Regions from separate parts of the Homo sapiens genome. Here region 2 is linked to region 1. A link is an interaction called in ENCODE POLR2A ChIA-PET data of the cell type or tissue named here. Cell type or tissue: Panc1. All regions are shown on one strand. Links, peaks and the distances in the headings refer to the core of each region. The heading gives the core; the rest is flanking DNA. Region 1 overlaps SBF2 (SET binding factor 2). Region 2 overlaps SBF2 (SET binding factor 2).

Region 1 (10,826 bases), core at 3,536-8,535:
ATTTATTAGCCATGAAAATAAATATTTATTCATAATAGTAAAAAATCAACATAAACATCAGGAAGCGTACATACATACAAAAAAAAGGAATAAGGCTTCATCAGGCTGTGTTTTCAACAGCCTTGATTCAGTTTCCACAGGAATCTGCCCATGGCAAAACAGATAGTTTTGTTATGGTAAACCTAAAGCAGGCTACAGAAACATAGAAGAATGGAGAGAGGAAGACTGTGGTACCATGTATGGAGGCAAGGCAAGGCCAAGTCTAGGTTTTCTGAGTAACACTTGTTAAAACTTCGCAAAGCTATATAGAAAGAGACACATGTCCTAAGATGTGTCAGAAAATTCAAAATACTAGATGCTAATCAACTTTATTCTTACTGTTAAATTGTTGCGCTAAAGAGCTTCACCATGCTGAGGGCCCATAAATTGTAAAGATGGTCTTTTCCTCCAAAAGCAACAACAATTCCTTGAATTTAATGTTTTGCAAGTCACACATTACAAAATAAATTTCATTACTACCAGTAGGTATATAGGACATGAAAGTTATCTGTTAACTCAGAAATCTCAACGTTTAATCCAGTGCTCCAGTTGGCACTGGACAACCTAGACAGACCTCTGGCTGAACCGTGGAGCAGAAACTGTGAGCAGGGTGCCATTAGCAAGATCCCACATGCTTGGCCCTTAAGATGCCAGTAACTGAGTCATCTCTTCTGGAGCAGGCTAGTGGCTTTGCTAGCTCTTCTCCCACTGCCTGGACTGCTGCAACCACTTAGTCACTAACCTTTAGGGTAGAGGGCATAAAACTGCTGGGTAATGCTCAAGTTTTAAATCTGCATATGTGTCTTCTGATACAGTAGATAATTTTATATCCAAAAAATAGAACCCTTTTCTACAGCAATCCAGGGTTGCTGGTGCCAGTGTCTTTTCCAGAGCACAGACTTTCCATGCTTCAGCACAACACTTACTCGTGATCCGAATCACTCTCCGAGGTTTAGCTCCTTAATACTCCCCTCTGCCATTCTCTTTGCACATAATTTCTCAGATTAGCTATGTGATCATACGTATTTGAGTAAGAAAGAGTTGGGATGCTGCCTTTTTCCTTCCCTCTCTTCCTCCTGCCCTCTTTTTCTTTCTGTCTGCCCTTCCTCAATAAAATATTATTATTATATTTTTTTTAAGTTTTTGAGATGGAGTCTCACTCTGTCGCTAGGCTGGAATGCAGTAGCATGATCTCGGCTCACTGCAACCTCCACCTCCCAGGTTCAAGCAATTCTGCCCCAGTCTCCTGAGTAGCTGAGATTACAGGCACGCGTCACCACGCCCAGCTTTTTTTTTTTTTTTTTTTTTTTTTTTTAGTTTTAGTAGAGATGGGGTTTCACCACGTTGGCCATGATGGTCTCCATCTCTTGACCTTGTGATCCACCCGCCCTGGCCTCCCAAAGTGCTGGGATTACAGGCGTGAGCCACTACACCCGGACAAGTATTATTATTTTTAAAAATGTAATCCCACCATTCTGGCACAATAGTTGTCAGCTATTCTATATATTCCATTCAGGTTTTATCTTTTATTCAATTTTGTATGTAGAATATGGCTCTGTATCTGTCTGATATGTGCCACATTCTAGCTTGCACAATGCCATCCAGTTACAATTCCATACCTTTTTCTCCCAACAAAGAAACATGAAAGCCAATAAATTACAGTGACTTATTCTGAAAATAATCTTGAATTTGGCCTTTACCTAGGTAAATTCACATACTTTAATACTTTATTATTAGGAACAAATTCCTTACAACCTAATGGAGTGTCTCAATACTTTGGTTAGTAACTCCTGGTTTATAAGATAAGCATACCTAGCTCATGTATAGTTGGGAAATAGGAATCTACCTTTCCTGAAAAGTAAACTATGTTTTGTCTATTATAAGTTTTTAAAAATAATAGAAAGGAACTCATGTATATCGCTAGGTTATTTATCTGAAGCCTTAACATTATGTTTCCATGTCATATAGTCTTCATAACTATTTTAGTCACTATTCATCCCATGTTGTTGGATGTTTAGGTTTCTTTATCTTCTGTATATAAAATTACAGTCACAATTCCAAGCAAATAAGTTATTTTGTTATTTTTTTTAATTGAGATACCATTCCCTGGGGGTTTTTTCCTATTAGATTATTTCCTTAGAATAGCTTCCTTAAAAATAGAATTATTAAGACAAAGGAAAAATTATAAAATACACATAACAAGATTTACCATCTTAACCATTTCTAAGTGTATGACTCAGTATTATTAAGTACATTTATGTTGCTGTGCAACCAATCTCCAGAAAGCAGTTTTAATCTTAGAAAAGCAGATGGTCCAATAGAGTAATTTGGGCACAATGAAAAGAAAGTGGAAACATTTTGAGAAAATTAATTCATTCTTTGGCATGAAAAGTTAGAGGACTTTTAAATCTTCTTCAGAGCTAGGCAACCAGGTTATTAAAATGAAATATACCAGTAGGCCATCAGTATAGCATTCTTTAATTGCAAATGCAACACTCATACCACACACAAAATAAATTCCATAAGGATTAAAGATGTAAATGAGAAAGTACTCAAATAAATATAGGTTGATACATATATTAAGTGAAAAAATATTATCCCAAAGATAGAAATGAACAAAGCCTTTCGTGGTTTTTTTATGTAATTTTTTTTTTTAAGGTGGAGTCTCACTCTGCTGCCCACGCTGGAGTGCAGTGGTGTCATCTCAGCTCACTGCAACCTCCATCTCCGGGGTTCAAGTGATTCTCCTGCCTCAGCCTCCCGAGTAGCTGCGATTACAGGTGCCTGTCACCACGCCTGGCTACTTTTTGTATTTTTAGTAGAGATGGGATTTCACCGTGTTGGCCAGGCTGGTCTTGAACTCCTGACCTCAGGTAATCTGTCTGCCTCAGCCTTCCAGACTGCTGAGATTACAGTCATGAGCCACCGTGCCCGACCATGTAATTTTTTATTATTGACTTTTAAGAAGTAGGACTGGGCGTGGTGGCTCACGCCTGTAATCTCAGCACTTTGGGAGGCCGAGGTGGGCGGATCACAAGGTCAAAAGATTGAGACCATCCTGGGCAACATGGTGAAAGCCCATCTCTACTAAAAATGCAAAAATTAACTGGGTATGGTGGCGCACGACTGTAGTCCCAGCTACTCGGGAGGCTGAGGCAGGAGAATCGCTTGAACCTGGGAAGCGGAGGTTGCAGTCAGTCAAGATCGCACCATTGCGCTCCAGCCTGGGTGACAGAGCAAGACTCCATCCCAAAAAAACAAAAAAATAACCACAATGTTGGTAGTCTTGGGGCAGTAAGAAAGTGATTTCTATTTCTTTCTCAATATTTATCTCTACCTTTTTTCATTTTTATTATGAATATGTTTTACTTGCATAATAAGAAACAAATATGTGCATATCTACAAACTTTAATACACGTACAGTCTGGAACTCCAACAGTGTGTTACCTATCCCTTACCATATACATCTTGGGAAGACTTAGTTTACACTGTTGGAGTAATCATACTGTCCATGTATCATTAGTTTCTCTTTAAACTTCCAGGTTCATGGCCTTATAATTGACTTATATTTGGTATTATGAGCTCCATCAAGTTCCAGTCTACCAGTAGGCTCTTCCAGTTCTCAGAATGAACGCATTCTTAGGCTAAGTAATCTACCTCTAGTAAGGACTAGATTTGCCATTCTGGGCAAACCACTAGCTTGTACTGAATGGCTGTTCCCACCAACACTGACACATTGCTGTACAAGATTGACTTTCTTGACCCATTGGCAGCCTCTGCAGCTATTTGGCCCCAAATAACTTTGTCATTATGCACTGCCCCATTGGAAACATCACTCTTTTACCTATAGCACTTCATCTGCCTAATTCTCTGAATCTTCATCCGCAGAACTTCAAGGTAGAATTTGCTTTAAATTGTGAGTTTGTTCCTGTTGAATTTCATGAAATCCGGCAAGTGAAAGCCAGTTTTAAGAAGCTGATGAGGGCTTGTATCCCAAGCACCATCCCTACTGACTCAGAAGTGACCTTCCTGAAAGCGCTGGGAGATTCTGAGTGGTTCCCACAGGTAATGTCTGAAGCAGCTTCTTTCTTTATAACTCAAAGAAACAGAGGCCCAAGTAGATATACAGAACTGTATTTGAGAAAAAAAATACTTTGTTCCCCTACTCCCCAACATTCTCCTCCTTCATTGTGTGCCATCAGTAAAGGCCTTTCAGACTAAGGAAATCATCTGGTATAGGAGGTGAGGGAGTAGAAGTCTTGATCGCTGGGTTTTTATCTCTGTGTATTTAAAAGTTTGGTATCTATAGGACACTAAGGAGAAAATTATTTTTAGATGGAAATCTTTGATGTAAATTTAATCAGCATGTATTTACAGGGCTCCTGCTCTGTTGTCAATACAGTAAGGATCCAGGGCAGAGGGCAACTTCTGCATGACTCCCAAGAGCTCTCACCTTTCATTTGTCTGCCTATCCCAGGTCTCTAGATTTTAGATCCACCCCACACTACCCACCAAAGGCACACTGGATGCCCCCAAGCCTACCTAAGGCTTGAAAAAAAAACACAGTGTCTATCATCTTTCAGTTCAGTCAACTTTGGGATATTCTTAATTGAACTTTTATTGAGAAATTAAAGGGCCTTGTCTTTAAGCCCCTTTATTTCTTATATTGCCCAGGCTGGTCTTGAACTCCTGGCCTCAAGTAATCCTCCCACCTTGACCTCCCAAAGAGCTGTGATTACAGGCATGAGCTGCCACGCCTGGCCCCCATTATTTGTTATCACCTTGCAGAAATTCCCAGTCCCCTGCCTCCATCTACCTCCAAGCATCCTGCCTCTTGTTTCCCACAGCACATTGGACTAAAAGGCAAAAAAAAAAAAAGGAAATGATGTCAGTACTCAGGGCTGTGACTGTTCTCAAGATACTTAAACCAAAGAGAAATGCCGCCACATAAATATTTGGCTATAAATGTATCATGCTGTGTTCATTATTATTAAGGCAATTTAGGGTGCTTTGCATACCCGTGGAAGGAACTGGTCGATACTCCCTTCTGTCCCCAGGCTATGAGCCCCAGCTCCAAACGGACCCCTCCACCCAACTTATCTATCCATGTTTCTGATACATTCTGTGCTCTACTCTTTGCTAGAAAGTGGACCTGTACCAAAAGATAGGGACTAAAGACAGTGGAAAATAATTGCCCACTTGGGATATTGACATCTTAAAAGTTAACTCTTAAAGCAAATTCTTTTTTTAACTTTTATTTTGTGTTCAGGGGTACATATGTAGGTTTGTTGTATAGGTACATTGCATATCTTGGGAGTTTGGTGTACAGATTATTTCATCACCCAGGTAATAAGCATAGTACCTGATAGGTAGTTTTTCTATCCTCACCCTCCTCTCACCTCCAACCTCAAATACGCCCCAGGCGTCTATTCCTTTCTTTGTGTCCATGTGTACTCAATGTTTAGCTCCCACTTATAAGTGAGAATATGCAGTATTTGGTTTTCCATTCCTGTGTTAGTTTGCTTCAGCTGTGTTACTGCAAAGGACATAAGCTCATTCTTTTTATGGCTGTGTAGTATTCCATGGTGTATATGTACCATATTTTCTTTATCCAGTCTACCGTTGATGGGCATATAGGTTGACTCCATGTCTTTGCTATTGTGAATAGTACAGCACTGAACATGTGTGTGCATGTGACTTTATGGTAGAACAATTTATATTCCTTTGGGTATATACTCAGTAATGGGATTGCTAGGTCAAATGGTAATTCTGTTTTAAGTTATTTGAGAAATCACCAAACTACTTTCTACAATGGCTGAACTAATTTACATTCCCACCAGAAATGTATATACATTCCCTTTTCTCCACAGGCTCGCCAGCATCTGTTATTTTTTGACTTTTTAATAATAGCCATTTCTTAGAACAAATTCTGAGCCCAAAAGAATTCAGGCCTGGTGATAGCTATGTTGTAGAAACAGTTACATGAGGAGCTTCTCATTACTGAGTAGGGCATTTGCCTTATTCCTGTGTTTAAAGTAGCCTAGCTCTGTTTAAGAGATGGGTTTTTTCATTTTTGTTCTTGTTCAGAGTTGGATTCAAATTGCAAATTATGTCTGATGATCATTAAAATATTTTTTAAAATTACAATGTTATACATCTGGTTTTAAAATCTATATACTATTCTCATACCTTAATTGTTTATTAAGGACTTTGAGCCAATTGATGTGGCTTTAAAAACTTAGCACAAATATATTGAAAGTTTTTTTCTCATTTAGTACACAGTATAGACAAATAGGAGTATCTTTTTTATTTTTATTTTTCGAGACAGGGTCTTGCTCTGTCACCCAGGCTAGAGTGCAGTGGCACAATCACAGCTCACTGCAGCCTCGATCTCCCAGGTTCAAGCGATCCTCCTACCTCAGCCTCCTGAGTAGCTGGGATTACAGGCAGATGCCACCACGCCTGGCTGGTTTTTGTATGTTTTGTAGAGATGGGGTTTTGCCATGTTGCCCAGGTGGTCTCAAACTCCTGAGCTCAAGCACTACTCCTGCTTCAACCTCCCAAAGTGCTGGGATTACAGGCGTTGAGCCACCACACCCAGCCAGGAGTTTCTTTTTTAACATATAATTCACTTACCATAAAATTTATCCTTATGATAAAGGTGCACAACTCAACGCTTTTTGGTATGTCCACAACATTGTGTAACTATCACCACTATCTAATTCCCAAAAAATTAAGAATACCTGAAATAGGCCAGGCGTGGTGGTTCACGCCTGTAATGCTAGCACTTTGGGAGGCTGAGGCAGGTGGATTACCTGAGGTCAGGAGTTCAAGACTAGCCTGGCCAACATGGTGAAACCTCGTCTCTACTAAAAATACAAAAAATTAGCCGGGTGCACTGGTATGCACCTGTAATCCAAGCTACTCGGGAGGCTGAGGCAGGAGAATCGCTTGAACCCGGGGGGCAGAGGTTGTGGTTAGCCAGGATTGCATCACTGCACTCCAGCCTGGGTGACAGAGCGAGACTTTGTCTCAAAAAAAAAAAAAAAAAATGTCTGAAACAAAACTTACTACATCATGGAAAAACAAATTTTAAATCCAATAAAATTCATCTGAATTTCCGTCTTTTGTTGGGAAGTCCACATAGAATCTCTGTTTTTTGTACTCTATGGAATTATAGCTCACCTACTTTTGGGGGAATCATGTAAGGTAATTTTATTTCATTATGTATTACTAGAATGTATTGTTTTAAAATGTGTCTACTTTTTTGAAGTGTCATTTTGTTGTTGTTTTCATTGAGATGGGGTCTTACTATGTTGCCCAGGCTGGTCTCGAACTCCGAACCTCAAATGACCTGCCCGGCTCGGCCTCCCAAAGTGCTGGGATTATGGGCATGAGTCATTGCATCCAGTCAAAAGTGTCATTGTTTAATCTTGATTTGAAAGAACTTTAGGTATTTAAAACATTATGTGGTTCTTTTGTGCAAGCGCTTTATCCCTAAGTCGTTTGATTATCCAGGGTTGAAAGCAACTCTCTCTGACTTCTGCACTCAGAAAGCGCTTGGTCTAATTGTGTTCTCCTTCCTGTCTCTTAGCTTCACAGGATAATGCAGCTGGCTGTGGTTGTATCAGAAGTACTTGAGAATGGTTCCTCAGTTTTGGTCTGTTTGGAGGAAGGCTGGGACATCACTGCACAAGTAAACTATTAGACATATTTTTTGATATTTTATATTTATATTTCCATTTGGTCATTTTTAAATTCTTCAGATGACTCTTTTGTATAATGACTAATGTGTTTATGGACAGAGAAAGTCCTGTGTTAAACAGCACCTGGTATCCATCAGAAAACTCCGTACCATGAGCTCTTAGCCCCTACGCAGCCTGGAGCTCTGGCTCCGGGCATCAAGCTCTCCCATCCACAGATGTACCATGCAGGCTTGCGGATGGAGCCCTTGACCAGCAGTGTGAGGCGTGGACCATCCTTCCTGGGTTTTGTCAGTCCATCCCCTGGCTCTCTATAAGCCCCGCCTTAACTCACTCCAGAGTGAAAAGTGTGAGTTCAGACTACATTAAGACATTAATCTGCATCTGCCAAAAAGTAGAATTGATTTTAACTGATCCTCTGGCCTCTGATTAACTTAGGAAAAGGTTGCTGTCAGCAAACTGGCCAGTTAAGGATTAAAGTCTCAATTCCCTGAAAGTAAACTTGTAGCCAAAATGAATTTGAGCTTTAGTTTTTACTGGCAAGTTTACAAAATTAATTTTATTGGCCATCCTGGAATGGTTAGTGAACAAATTTGCTGTCCAGGTAAATTTGTGAATTAGCTATCATCAGAAGGAAGTGCTTTTATCTTAGTAATAGGCCTTTTTCAGAACTAAAATTAATGACAATCCATCCTGCTTATGCCCTAGGTGACATCCCTGGTTCAGTTACTCAGTGATCCCTTTTATAGGACACTTGAAGGCTTCCAGATGTTGGTTGAAAAAGAGTGGCTCTCTTTTGGTCACAAATTCAGTCAGAGGAGCAGCTTGACCCTCAACTGTCAGGGGAGTGGTTTTGCTCCAGTCTTCTTACAGTTCTTAGACTGTGTACACCAGGTAAGTAGAGCAAGCTTGAGTTGACTTGATATGAAGGAAAGAACACAACATACTAGCATTGATGGAGCATTGCGATGGTGTGCCCGGTACCTTCCTGTCATAACTCTGATTAACTCAGCCACAGGACATGCTGAAATCTTAGCAGTAGACTCCTAGGAATGGAAAAGAAAAAAAATTAGTTGGTTTCTGAAACTAGGACAGCTAAGCTGGCTGTTGGGCTTGCCCCAAGTGAAGTAGCCAGCACTCTAAATGACCATCTTCAAAGAAGAGAAGCAAACTTGGGCTTATTACCTAAGAACAAAATCTCTAGGTAATACGGGTCCTGAAATCGAGCACATGGTCTGCCCAGTTTGGGAGGACCCCAGCTTGTGCCTGGGAACATAAGAGGTAAAGCCTAACCCCTGGAGAAATAATCAGGGCCCAGCCAGACAGGCATACAGGCTTGAGAACACTGGTCACTTCTACCACATGGAGAAACTGTGGTACATATATACCATGGAATACTATGCAGCCATACAAAAGAATGAAATCATGTCTTTTGCAATGACATGGATATAGCTGGAGGCCATTATCCTAAGCAAATTGATGCAGAAGCAGAAAACCAAATACCTCATGTTCTCACTTATAAGTGGGAGCCCAGGTATATCCATTCAAATGCAGTGAGGGTAGGGGAGATGTGACTGCTCTAGGCTCCCTCCTGCCTTCATCGCAGGCACATCAGATACAGACCTCTGGATGGGGCCTTGGTCAGGATTGGGTTTGAGAATTGGATGGCACTGAGCTTGCAAGTTGAAGACTGAATTGGCCTAGGAAAAGCAGGCCTATTTCCAGCTTTCATTTGACCACAATCCCAGGGTTGGATGAATGGGTTCTGGCATGTCAAACATTTGTGGGAATGGTGAGCCTCTTTGAAACACACTGGCCTCAAATATCGATTGGAAAGAAAGGCAGAACTATGTTTTCAGGAACCAGAGTTGAAACTAACTGTGATGACACCAAGTTAGTATGTGGTTATGTTTTATTTTGTTTTTATTCTAGTAATCACTTGATCAACTTTCCAGATCACTACATAATTTTTGTAAATAACAGCTTTATTGAACTATATATATCATACAATTCACCTATTTAAAGTGTTCAGTGGTTTTGAATCCATTCACAAAGTTTTGTAACAATTACCACAATCAATTTTAGAGCATTTTATCACTCCAAAAAGAAACTCCATACTCATGAGCAGTGACTTTCCAACCTTTCACCCCACACACAGGAAGCTATGTTTTTTACTGCTCTAATTTACTTATTAAAGACAAGACCGATTGACGAATTTCAATTGATCTGTCCAAGCAGTAACTGGAGGAGCTGGTCACAAGGTTAAGCATGTACCTTTAAACTCTTTGCAGCAAAGAGTATACTATATTTGTTTTCTGTTTGAATATTGGCCCTTTTATTCATACTCCTTTTGGCAAATAGATGAGGGAGAAGTTTGGAGACCATTGTCTCTGAAACAGAAAGCTTACCTGAGGCCAAAGGAGAGGAGCAAGCATCTATCTCTTCTCACTTCTAGGCAGGTGAAAGCATATGAGTTCTTCATGAAAGCACTTCTTATCTTGCTTTTTTATTATGCTTATCAATTGGACTAGACTATTTCCTGCCTCCGTATACCACCATTACTAACAATAATTACTAATTTGTGTCGACTGCTTACTATGTGCCAGGCACTGTTCTGAGCACTACACATGTTATTTTAGTTCATAATTCTTTGAATCTTTTGCTGACCCTCACGCTCCCACTTTATATGTATTTCTAATGAGTCAGGTATAGACTTCTTTGATAACATCTATAGCACTAAAGTATGTTTATTTGTATGTAACTATTGCCCTCTACTTAGTCTGAGAATTCTTGGGAACAGGGACTATGTCATACTAGTCTTCATATCCCTAGTATCTAACACAATTACAGTTTCAGTCTCTGGAATATAATAGACAATAAATAGATAATCTCAATGAATATATGAGAATTTGAAAGACCACAAGTCTTGTTCATGCTCTTACCACCCTTCATCAAGACCATCTAGAATATCCTGGTCGGGCGTGGTGGCTCACGCCTGTAATCCCAGCACTTTGGGAGGCCAAGGTGGGTGGATCACGAGGTAAGAGATCAAAACCATCCTGGCCAACATGGTGAAACCCCATC
Region 2 (10,826 bases), core at 1,928-6,927, 120 kb before region 1:
TCTGTTGTTTTTGTCAGGTTTGTCAAAGATCAGATGGTTGTAGATGTGTGGTGATATTTCTGAGGCCTCTGTTCTGTTCCATTGGTCTATATATCTGTTTTGATACCAGTACCATGCTGTTTTGGTTACTGTAGCCTTGTAGTATAGTTTGAAGTCAGGTACCATGATGCCTCCAGCTTTCTTCTTTTTGTTTAGAATTATCTTGGCAATGTGGGCTCCTTTTTTGGTTCCATATGAACTTTAAAGTAGTTTTTTTCAAATTCTGTGAAGAAAGTTATTGGTAGCTTGATGGGGATGGCATTGAATATATAAATTACCTTGGGCAGTATGGCCATTTTCACGGTATTGGTTCTTCCTATCCATGAGCATGGAATGTTCTTCCATTTCTTTGTGTCCTCTTTTATTTCGTTGAGCAATGGTTTCTAGTTCCTCTTGAAGAGGTCCTTCACATCCCTTGTAAGTTGGATTCCTAGGTATTTTATTCTCTTAGTAGCAATTGTGAATGGGAGTTCACTCATGATTTGGCTCTCCGTTTGTCTGTTATTGGTGTAAGAATGCTTGTGATTTTTGCGCATCGATTTTGTATCCTGAGACACTGCTGAAGCTGCTTATCAGCTTAAGGAGATTTTGGGCTGAGACGATGGGGTTTTCTAAATATACAATCATGTCATCTGCAAACAGGGACAATTTCACTTCCTCTTTTCCTAATTTAATACCTTTTATTTCTTTCTCTTCCCTGACTGCCCTGGTGAGAACTTCCAACATTAAGTTGAATAGCAGTTGTGAGAAAGGGCATCCTTGTCTTGTGCCAGTTTTCAAAGGGAATGCTTCCAGTTTTTGCCCATTCAGTATGATATTGGCTGTGGGTTTGTCATAAATAGCTCTTATTATTTTGAGGTACGTTCCGTCAATACCTTGTTTATCGAGAGTTTTTAGCATGAAGGGCTGTTGAATTTTGTCAAAGGCCTTTTCTGCATCTGTTGAGATAATCATGTCTTTTTGTTGTTGGTTCTGTTTATGTGATAGATTACATTTATTGATTTGCGTATGTTGAACCAGCCTTGCACCCCAGGGATGAAGCCGACTTGATCGTGGTGGATAAGCTTTTTGATGTGCTGCTGGATTCGGTTTGCCATTATTTTATTGAGGATTTTCACATTGATGTTCATCAGGGATATTGATCTAAAATTCTCTTTTTCTGTTGTGTCTTTGCCAGGCTTTGGTATCAGGATGATGTTGGCCTCATAAAATGAGTTAGGGAGGATTCCCTCTTTTTCTATTGATTGGAAGAGTTTCAGAAGGAATGGTACCAGCTCCTCTTTGTACCTCTGGTAGAATTCGGTTGTGAATCCGTCTGCTTCTGGACTTTTTTTGTTGTTGGTAGGCTATTATTGCCTCAATTTCAGAGCCTGTTACTGGTCTATTCAGAGATTCAACTTCTTCCAGGTTTAGTCTTGGGAGGGTGTATGTGTCCAGGAATTTATCCATTTCTTCTAGATTTTCTAGTTTATTTGAGCAGAGGTGTTTATAGTATTCTCTGATGGTAGTTTGTATTTCTGTGGGATCGGTGGTGATATCCCCTTTATCATTTTTTATGTTTTATTTTTATTTATTTATTTTTGAGACAGTCTCGCTCTGTCACCCAGGCTAGAGTGCCATGGCACAATCTCAGCTCACTGCAAGCTCCGCCTCCCAGGTTCATGCCATTCTCCTACCTCAGCCTCCCGAGTAGCATTTTTTTATTGCATCTGTTTGATTCTTCTCTCTTTTCTTCTTTATTAGTCTTGCTAGCAGTCTATCAATTTTGTTGATCTTTTCAAAAAACCAGCCCCTGGATTCATTGATTTTTTTGAAAGGTTTTTTGTGTCTCTATCTCTTTCAGTTCTGCTCTGATCTTAGTTATTTCTTGCCTTCTGCTAGCTTTTGAATTTGTTTGCTCTTGCTTCTTTAGTTCTTTTGATTGTGATGTTAGGATGCTGATTTTGGATCTTCCCTGCTTTCTCTTGTGGGCATTTAGTGCTGTAAATTTCCCTCTACACACTGCTTTAAATGCGCCCCAGAGATTCTGATACGTTGTGTCTTTGGTCTCATTAGTTTCAAAAAACATCTTTATTTCTGCCTTCATTTCGTTATGTACCCAGTAGTCATTCAGGAGCACTTTGTTCAGTTTCCATGTAGTTGAGCGGTTTTGAGTGAGTTTCTTAATCTTGAGTTCTAATTTGATTGCACTGTGGTCTGAGACACAGTTTGTTGTGATTTCTGTTCTTTTACATTTGCTGAGGCATGCTTTACTTCCAATTATGTGGTCAATTTTGGAATAAGTGTGATGTGGTGCTGAGAAGAATGTATATTCTGTTGATTTGGGGTGGAGAGTTCTGTAGATGTCCATTAGGTCCACTTGGTCCAGAGCTGAGTTCAAGTCCTGGATATCCTTGTTAACCTTCTGTCTCGTTGATCTGTGTAATATAGACAGTGGGGTGTTGAAGTCTCCCATTATTATTGTGTAGGAGTCTAAGTCTCTTTGTAGGTCTCTCAGGACTTGCTTTATGAATCTGGGTGCTCCTGTATTGGGTGCATCTATATTTAGGATAGTTAGCTCTTCTTGTTGAATTGATCTGTTTACCATTATGTAATGGCCTTCTTTGTCTCTTTTGATCTTTGTTGGTTTAAAGTCTGTTTTATCAGAGACTAGGATTGAGGATTGCAACACCTGTTTTTTTTTTTTTTTTTTTTTTTTTTTTTTGCTTTTCGTTTGCTTGGTAGATCTCCCTCCATCCCTTTATTTTGAGCCTATGTGTGTCTCTTCATGTGAGATGGGTCTCCTGAATAGAGCACACCGATGGGTCTTGACTCTTTATTCAATTTGCCAGTCTGTATCTTTTAATTGGGGCATTTAGCCCATTTAAATTTAAGGTTAATATTGTTATGTGTGAATTTGATCCTATCATTATGATGCTAGCTGGTTATTTTGCCCATTAATTGATGCAGTTTCTTTGTAACATTGATGGTCTTTACAATTTGACATGTTTTTGCAGTGGCTGGTACTGGTTGTTCCTTTCCATGTTTATGCTTCCTTCAGGAGCTCTTGTAAGGCAGGCCTGGTGGTGACAAAATCTCTCAGCATTTGCTTGTCTGTAAAGGATTTTATTTCTCCTTCATTTATGAAGCTTAGTTTGGCTGGATATGAAATTCTGGGTTGAAAATTATTTTCTTTAAGAAGGATGAATATTGGCCCCCTCTCTCTTCCGGCTTGTAGGGTTTCTGCCGAGAGATCCACTGTTAGTCTGATGGGCTTCCCTTTGTGGGTAACCTGACCTTTCTCTCTGGCTGCCCGTAACATTTTTTCCTTCATTTCAACCTTGATGAATCTGACAATTCTGTGTCTTGGGGTTGCTCTTCTCGAGGAGTATCTTTGTGGTGTTCTCTGTATTTCCTGAATTTGAATGTTGGCCTGCCTTGCTAGGTTGGGGAAGTTCTCCTGGATGATATCCTGAAGAGTGTTTTCCAACTTGGTTCCATTTTCCCCATCACTTTCAGGTACACCTATCAAATGTAGATTTGGTCTTTTCACCTAGTCCCGTATTTCTTGGAGGCTTCGTTTGTTGCTTTTTACTCTTTTTTCTCTAACCTTGTCTTCTCACTTTATTTCATTAATGTGATCTTCAATCACTGATACCCTTTCTTCCAGTTGATCGAATTGGGTATTGAAGCTTGTGCATGCGTCACGAAGTTCTCGTGCCATGGTTTTCAGCTCCATCAGGTCATTTAAGGTTTTCTCTATACTGTTTGTTCTAGTTAGCCATTCGTCTAACCTTTTTTCAAGTTTTTAGCTTCCTTGCGATGGGTTTGAACATGCTCCTTTAGCTTGGAGAAGTTTGTTATTACTGACCTTCTGAAGCCTACTTCTGTCAACTCATCAAAGTCATTCTCCATCCAGCTTTGTTCCATTGCTGGGGAGGAGCTGCGATCCTTTGGAGGAGAAGAGGTGCTCTGGTTTTTAGAATTTTCAGCTTTTCTGCTCTGGTTTCTCCCCATCTTTGTGGTTTTATCTACCTTTTGTCTTTGATGTTGGTGAACTACAGATGGGGTTTTGGTGTAGATGTCCTTTTTGTTGATGTTGGTGCTATTCCTTTCTGTTGTTTAGTTTTCCTTTTAACAGTCAGGTCCCTCAGCTGCAGGTGTGTTGGAGTTTGCTGGAGGTCCACTCCAGACCCTGTTTGCCTGAGTATCACCAGTGGAGGCTGCAGAACAGCAAATATTGCAGAACAGCAAATACTGCTGCCTGATCCTTCCTCTGAAAGCTTCGTCCCAGAGGGGCACCCATCTATATCAGGTGTCTGTCGATCCCTACTGGGAGGTGTCTCCCAGTTAGACTACACAGGGGTCAGGGACCCACTTGAGGAGGCAGTCTGTCCATTCTCAGAGCTCAGCCGCCATTCTGGAAGAACCACTGCTCTCTTCAGAGCTGTCAGACAGGGACTTCTAAGTCTGCAGAAGCTGTCTGCTGCGTTTTGTTCAGCTATGCCCTGCCCACAGAGGTGGAGTCCATAGAGGCAGTAGGCCTTGCTGAGCTGCAGTGGGCTCCGCCCAGTTCGAGCTTCCTGGTTTCTTTGTTTACCTACGCAAGCTGCAGCAATGGCAGATGCCCCTCCCCCAGCCAGGCTGCCACCTCAAAGTTCAATCTCAGACTGCTGTGCTAGCTTGCAGTGAGCAAGGCTCTGTGGACATGGGACCAGCCAAGCCTGGCATGGGAGAGAATCTTCTTGTCTGCCAGTTGCTAAGACCTTGGTAAAAGTGCAGTATTTGGGTGGGAGTGTCCCGTTTTTCCAGGTGCAGTCTGTCATGGCTTCCCTTTGCTGGGAAAGGGAAATCCCCCAATCTCTTGCTCTTCGCAGGTGAGGTGACACCCCACGCTGCTTCGGCTCACCCTCCGTGGGCTGCACCCACTGTCCAACCAGTCCCAATGAGATGAAACAGGTACCTCACTTGGAAATGCAGAAATCACCCGTCTTCTGCATCGATCACGCTGGGAGCTGCAGACCAGAGCTGTTCCTGTTCAGCCATCTTGAAACGGATCTCCCCAAGTTAATAACTTTTTAACATGTATAGACACCTTTGAAACTATCACAACAATCAAAATAATGAACCAATTTATTATCCCCAAAAGTTTCTTGTACTCTTTTGTACAAGAAAAGGGATACAAAGGATACTCTCCCCTCTTCTCAACACCCTGCCTCTATACCCATTCCCAGGTGACTGCTGATCTTTTCTCTGCCACTATAGATTAGGTTGCATTTTCTACATTTTATGTGAATGGAATCAAATATGTAATTTTTTTGGTCTGGCTTCTTTTACTCAGCATCATTATTTTGATGTATGTAGTATGCATCAATAGATCATTCCTTTTTAATGGTGAATAGTACTGTTATATATTGTATAAATATTAGGTTGGTAAAAAAGTAAATGCAGTTTTGGACCATGAATTTTAAATCATTATAACTAGGCTCAAACACATTTTTTTTCACCTGTTTGTACTTTTTTTAAAATTCTTTATATTAATTTCTGAGGTACATGTCCAGGATGTGCAGGTTTGTTACATAGGTAAACGTGTGCCATGGTTGTTTGCTGCACCTGTCAACCCATCACCTAGGTATTAAGCCCAGCATGCATCAGCTCTTTTCCGTAATGCTCTCCCACCCCCACCATCCCCCAACAGGCCCCAGTAAGTATTGTTCCCCTACCTGTGTCCATGGGAGCTGAACAATGAAAACACATCTTTATTAATCAGAATAGGAACCGTTACAATCAACACATTTTTGCCAGTTAATAATAAGTTTCTTTATTCCTGTAGCATAAATGTCTGTGCTTCAAGATTCAACGAACTCTTGGAAAGCATTTTCTGCATCCTGCTGGTTGTGGAAGCATTTTCCCTGCAAAAAGTTGTTGAGATGCTTGAAGTGGTAGTCAGTTGACCAGGGGTTGGGTGCATACGGTGGATGAGGCAGCACTTTGTAGCCCAATTTGTTCAACTTTTGAAGCATTGGTTGTGTGACATGCATTGTCATGGAGAAGAATTGGGCCCTTTCTGTTGACCAATGCCAGCTGCAGGCCTTGCAGTTTTCGGTTTATCTCATCGATTTGCCAACTATACTTCTGAGATGTAATGGTTTCGCCAGGATTCAGAAAGCTGTAGTGGATCAGACTGGCAGCAGACCACCAAACAGTGACCATGACCTTTTTTGGTTGCAAGTTTGGCTTTGGGAAGCGCTTTGGAGCTGCTTCTTGGTCCTACCCCTGAGCTGGTTGTCACTGGTTGTCATATAAAATCCACTTTTTGTGGCACATCACAATCCAATTGAGAAATGTTTCCTTGTTGCATAGAGTAAGAGAAGATGACACTTCAAAACGATGGTTTTTTTTTTTTTGTTTTTTGTTTTTTTTGGTTCAGCTCATGAGGCATCCACTTATCGAGCTTTTTCACCTTTCCAGTTTGCTTCAAATGCCAAATGACCATAGAATGGTCAATGGTGAGCTCTTCGGCACCTTCTCGTGTAGTTGTAAAAGGATGAGCTTTGATGATTGCTCCCACTTGGTTGTTGTCAACTTCTAATGGCTGGTCACTACACTCCTCATCTTCCTCTTCTCCTTTGCAAAACTTCTTGAACAAGCACTGCACTGTATGTTCATTAGCAGTTCCTGGGCCAAATGCATTGTTGATGTTGCAAGTTATCTCTGCTGCTTTATGACCCGTTTTGAACTCGAACAAGAAAATTGCTTGAATTTAATTTTTATCTAACATCATTTTCATAGTCTAAAACATGAAATGAACAGCAAGTAATAAGTCATTAACAAAAGAAAAATAAAGTGAGAAATGCCCATTAAAATGATGTATAAAACATAACCACATTTATTTAAGAACGTATTCCAGTATCAAACGGCAGATTCCAACAATGCAAATACCTCAGTTACTTTTGCTTATCCATTCACATGTTAATGAATATTTGATTCATTTCCAGCTGGGGCCTGGTACAAGTAAAACTGCTCTCAACATTCATGCATAAGTCTTTGATGGACATAATGCATTCATTTATCTAGTTTAAAATAACAGGAGTGTATTGGCTGGACCCTATAGTATGTGTACTTTTAACTTTTTAAGAAATGTCCAAGCTGTGTTTCAAGCAGCTCTATCATTTTACATTCCCACCATGAGTATATGAGAGTTCCAGTATTTCCACATCCTCTCCAACACTTCCTGTAGTCAGTCTTTCCATTTGAAGCCATCCTAATAGGTGTGTGGTTGTATCTCATGTGGTTTTAATTTGCACTTTCCTAATGACTGATGATATTGGACATCTTGATTTATACTTATTTACCATCTATATATCTTTGTTGATGTATGTTCAAATATTTTGCCCTTTTTAAATTGGGTTGTTTGTTTTCTTATTACCGAGTTTGGAAAAATTTTTATATTCTGAATACAAGTCCTTCTCAAATATATGATTTTCAGTTATTTTCAGATATTGTCTTATATTTTTATTCTCTGAACAGTGTCTTTTAAAGATCAGAAGCTTTTTATTTTGATAAAGTCCAGTTTATCAATTTTTTATTCATGAATAGATATGCACTTGGTATCATATCTAAGAAGTCTTCTCTAAACCCAAAGTGACAAAAATTTTCTCTCATTTTCTTTAAAAATGCTAAATGTTTAGGTTTCATATTTAGATCTCAGCTGTTTCTAGTTTATCTTTTTAATTTGGTATAAGGTATGGGACCAAGTTCATTTCTTTTACAAACAGATATAGAGTTGTTGTTGCATCATTTGTTTACTCACTGAATTGGCTTTGCACTTTTGTGAAAAATAGTATAGATTTAAGTGCAGACATTAGCTGTAGGGTTTTTTTGTAGATACTCTCTTATCTGTTTATGAAAGTGTCCTTTGATTCCTAGGATACTGAGGAATCAAATAATTGATGTGGTATTTTGTCAGATTTTTTTTCCGTATCTTTTAAGGTGATCAGATAGTTTTTCTCTTCAGTTTTTTAACAGGGTGAATTACATTGGTTGATTTGCTAATGTGAAACCAGCTTTCCATTCTAGTTGATCATGATGTATTTTTTATTTTTTTATTTAATTTTTTATTTTATTAGAGACAGAGGACTTGCTATCTTGCCCAGACTGACTCCAGTGATCCTCTTGCTTCAGCCTCCCAAATAGCTGGAACTATAGGCACATAGTACTGCATCCGGTTTAACTTGTCGGATTTGATTTGCTAATTTCTGTGTCTGGTTTTGGTAGCAGGGTATTGCTGGCCTCATAAAATCAGTTGGGAAGTGCATACTCCGGCTCAATTTTCCAGTAGAGTTTGTCTAGAATTGGTATTATTGCTTCCTTAAATATTTGGTGGAATTCATAAATAAAGATATCCAGGCCTAGATCTTTCTTTATGAGAAGGTTTTTAACTTCAAGTTCAATTATTTTGTAGATGTAATGTATTTGGGTTATTTATTTTGTAAGAGGTATTTAGCAATTGGTATCTTAAAAGGAATTTGTTCATTTTGTCAAAATTGTCCAATATATAGATATAACATGTTAATCCTAGTTCTTTATTATCTTTTTAATATCTATAGAATCTAGAATAATGTCATCTCTCTCATTCCTCATGGCAAAAATGTGTTGTCTCCCCTTTTTATCCTGTTCAGTCAAGCTAGAGAGTTATACATTTTATTAAATTTCTCAGAGAACCAGTTTCGGGTTTCATTGATTTTCTCTCTGTTGTTTTTATGTTGTCTATTATTGATTTCTACACGACATTTTATTTCCTTTCTTCTACTTACTTTATATTTAATTAGCTCTTTGTCCATTTTCTTAAGGTAGATGCTAATGTGATTGATTTGAAACCTTTCTTCTTTTCTAACACAGGTATTTAGTGCTAGAAATTTCTCACTAAATACCGCCTTATTAGCAGCCAACAAATTTTTATATAATATGTCTTCATTTTTATTCATTTTTAAATACTTTCTCATTTCCCTTTTGATTTCTTCTTTGAACGCTTAGGTTATTTAGAATTATGTTATGTAGTTTATATTATACTCTTTGCGTGGATCTTTCAGAGGTTTTTCTCTTAATGCTTTCTAACTTCTATCATGTTCAGATAACATGCTTTTAAATTCATTGGGAGATGTTTTATGGTCCAGTATATGGTCTATATTGGCAGCTATTCCTTATGCACTTGAAAAGAATGTGTGTTCTAATATAAGAATTTTGATTGGTATAGCATTATGAAATTTTAAGTAGGGGCCATCCTTTTGCTTTTTCCCTACTTAAGATTTTCAGTCTTTCCAATGGTAGTTTGTTAAAAGGAAAAAAAAAAAGACAATTTTTTTTATTCTTAAGGCTAAACTTCAATTTTGAATTCTCACCAGTGACAAAAAGGTTTGCAAGTTTCTAACAGCTACAGGAAAATCAAATACAGTCTACCCGAAATATTTTTCTACTTATGCAGTGTAGAAATGACCAAAGTTCAATGTGAAAAGGGAAAAAAACAAGGAGACTAAAACACTTTTATAAGTACAACTTAAGCCAGATTACAGATAGTCTGCAATGGAGACAGCCCAGTTTCATAACAAAATCAAAGGGGAAAGATCCACATATCAGTCTTTGAGGCTGTCTGACTTTGATACCCTTTGAAGTTCAAACTGTTCTCTCTTTTATCTATAACTAATTTCATGGAAAACGTTATCACGTTGGTTCCAAACCTTATTTTTTAGCCTGGGGAGACTGACATTTTTCAGTTGCCCTATAACAAGTTCAGTACCCTGATTTGATGTCCCCTGCCATAATTTTCTAAACAGTATTCTAAAAATAGCAGCCAAAAGCCTAAGGAAAGGGCAATTGTGGGAAGAAAAGAGATAGAAAATCACACTTTCTATAACTTTAGGACTATAAGACCTATATTTTAAGGGTATTGTAGTCTAATGTAGTCCAAAATCTTTATGTGACACATGTGGAACTAGATTCGACTAGGTGAAATGTGTCTAATTCAAACCAAGATGTGCTGTTAGTGTGACATATACATTGGCTTTTGAGGACTTAGTCCAGTAAAGGAATATAAAATATCTCATTAGTGGACGGGCACGGTGGCTCACGCCTATAATCCCAGCGCTTTGGGAGGCCCAGGTGGGCGGATCACCTGAGGTTGGAGTTTGAGACCAGCCTGACCAACATGGAGAAACTCTGTCTCTATTAAAAATTCAAAATTAGTCGGGCGTGGTGGCGCATGCCTGTAATCCCAGCTACTTGGGAGGCTGAGGCAGGAAAATCGCTTGAAGCCGGGAGGTGGAGGTTGCAGTGAGCCAAGATCACGCACCATTGCACTCCAAGAGCAAAACTCCATCTAAAAATATATATATATATATATCATTAGTGACTTTTACATTAATTTTAGGTTGAACTATCATATTTTAGATGTGTTTGGTTAGATAAAATATATTTAATTTTACCTGTTTCCTTTTACTATTTTAAATTAGGCTACCAGAAAATATTAAATTACACATATAGCTCACATCATACAGATCCTGCTTGACTTAAAATGGGGTTACATTCCTGATAAACTCTTTGTAAGTTAAAAATATCCTAAGTTGAAAGTGCAGTTAGGCCAGGTGCGGTGGCTCACGCCTGTAATTCCAACACTTTGAGAGGCTGAGGAGGGAGAACTGCTTGAGCCCAGGAGTTCAAGACCAGCCTGGGCAACATAGTGAGACCTCATCTCTGCAAAACATAAAAAAAATAGCTGGACATGATGGTGTACACCTGTGGTCCCAGCTACT

What was found. Peaks named below come from ENCODE experiments on the same cell type or tissue, not always from the same donor. Only the 100,000 strongest peaks of a DNase experiment are listed, where the experiment ranks them.
Region 2: POLR2A ChIA-PET joins it to region 1 with 5 read pairs; 4 of 35 experiments call an interaction of 5 or more read pairs at or near these places.

The regions. Positions count from the first base shown.
Region 1 is chr11:9,805,810-9,816,635 of GRCh38, reverse strand. It overlaps SBF2 (SET binding factor 2), which reads left to right. Exons shown (of 40, transcript NM_030962.4): 30 at 3,928-4,104; 31 at 7,634-7,735; 32 at 8,451-8,636. It overlaps SBF2-AS1 (SBF2 antisense RNA 1), which reads right to left. Exons shown (of 3, transcript NR_036485.1): 2 at 7,352-8,788; 3 at 5,317-6,376. Among named protein-coding and RNA genes, the nearest start is that of LINC02709, 52 kb to the right of the region's middle. In Panc1, for the core only: no CTCF peak of the experiment used is centred there; no DNase peak of the experiment used is centred there; H3K27ac peaks cover 4,879 bases.
Region 2 is chr11:9,924,875-9,935,700 of GRCh38, reverse strand. The region is part of intron 16 of SBF2 (SET binding factor 2); the gene reads left to right. It overlaps LOC101928008 (a long non-coding RNA gene), which reads right to left. Exons shown (of 3, transcript NR_120539.1): 3 at 6,438-6,811. Among named protein-coding and RNA genes, the nearest start is that of LINC02709, 170 kb to the right of the region's middle. In Panc1, for the core only: no CTCF peak of the experiment used is centred there; no DNase peak of the experiment used is centred there.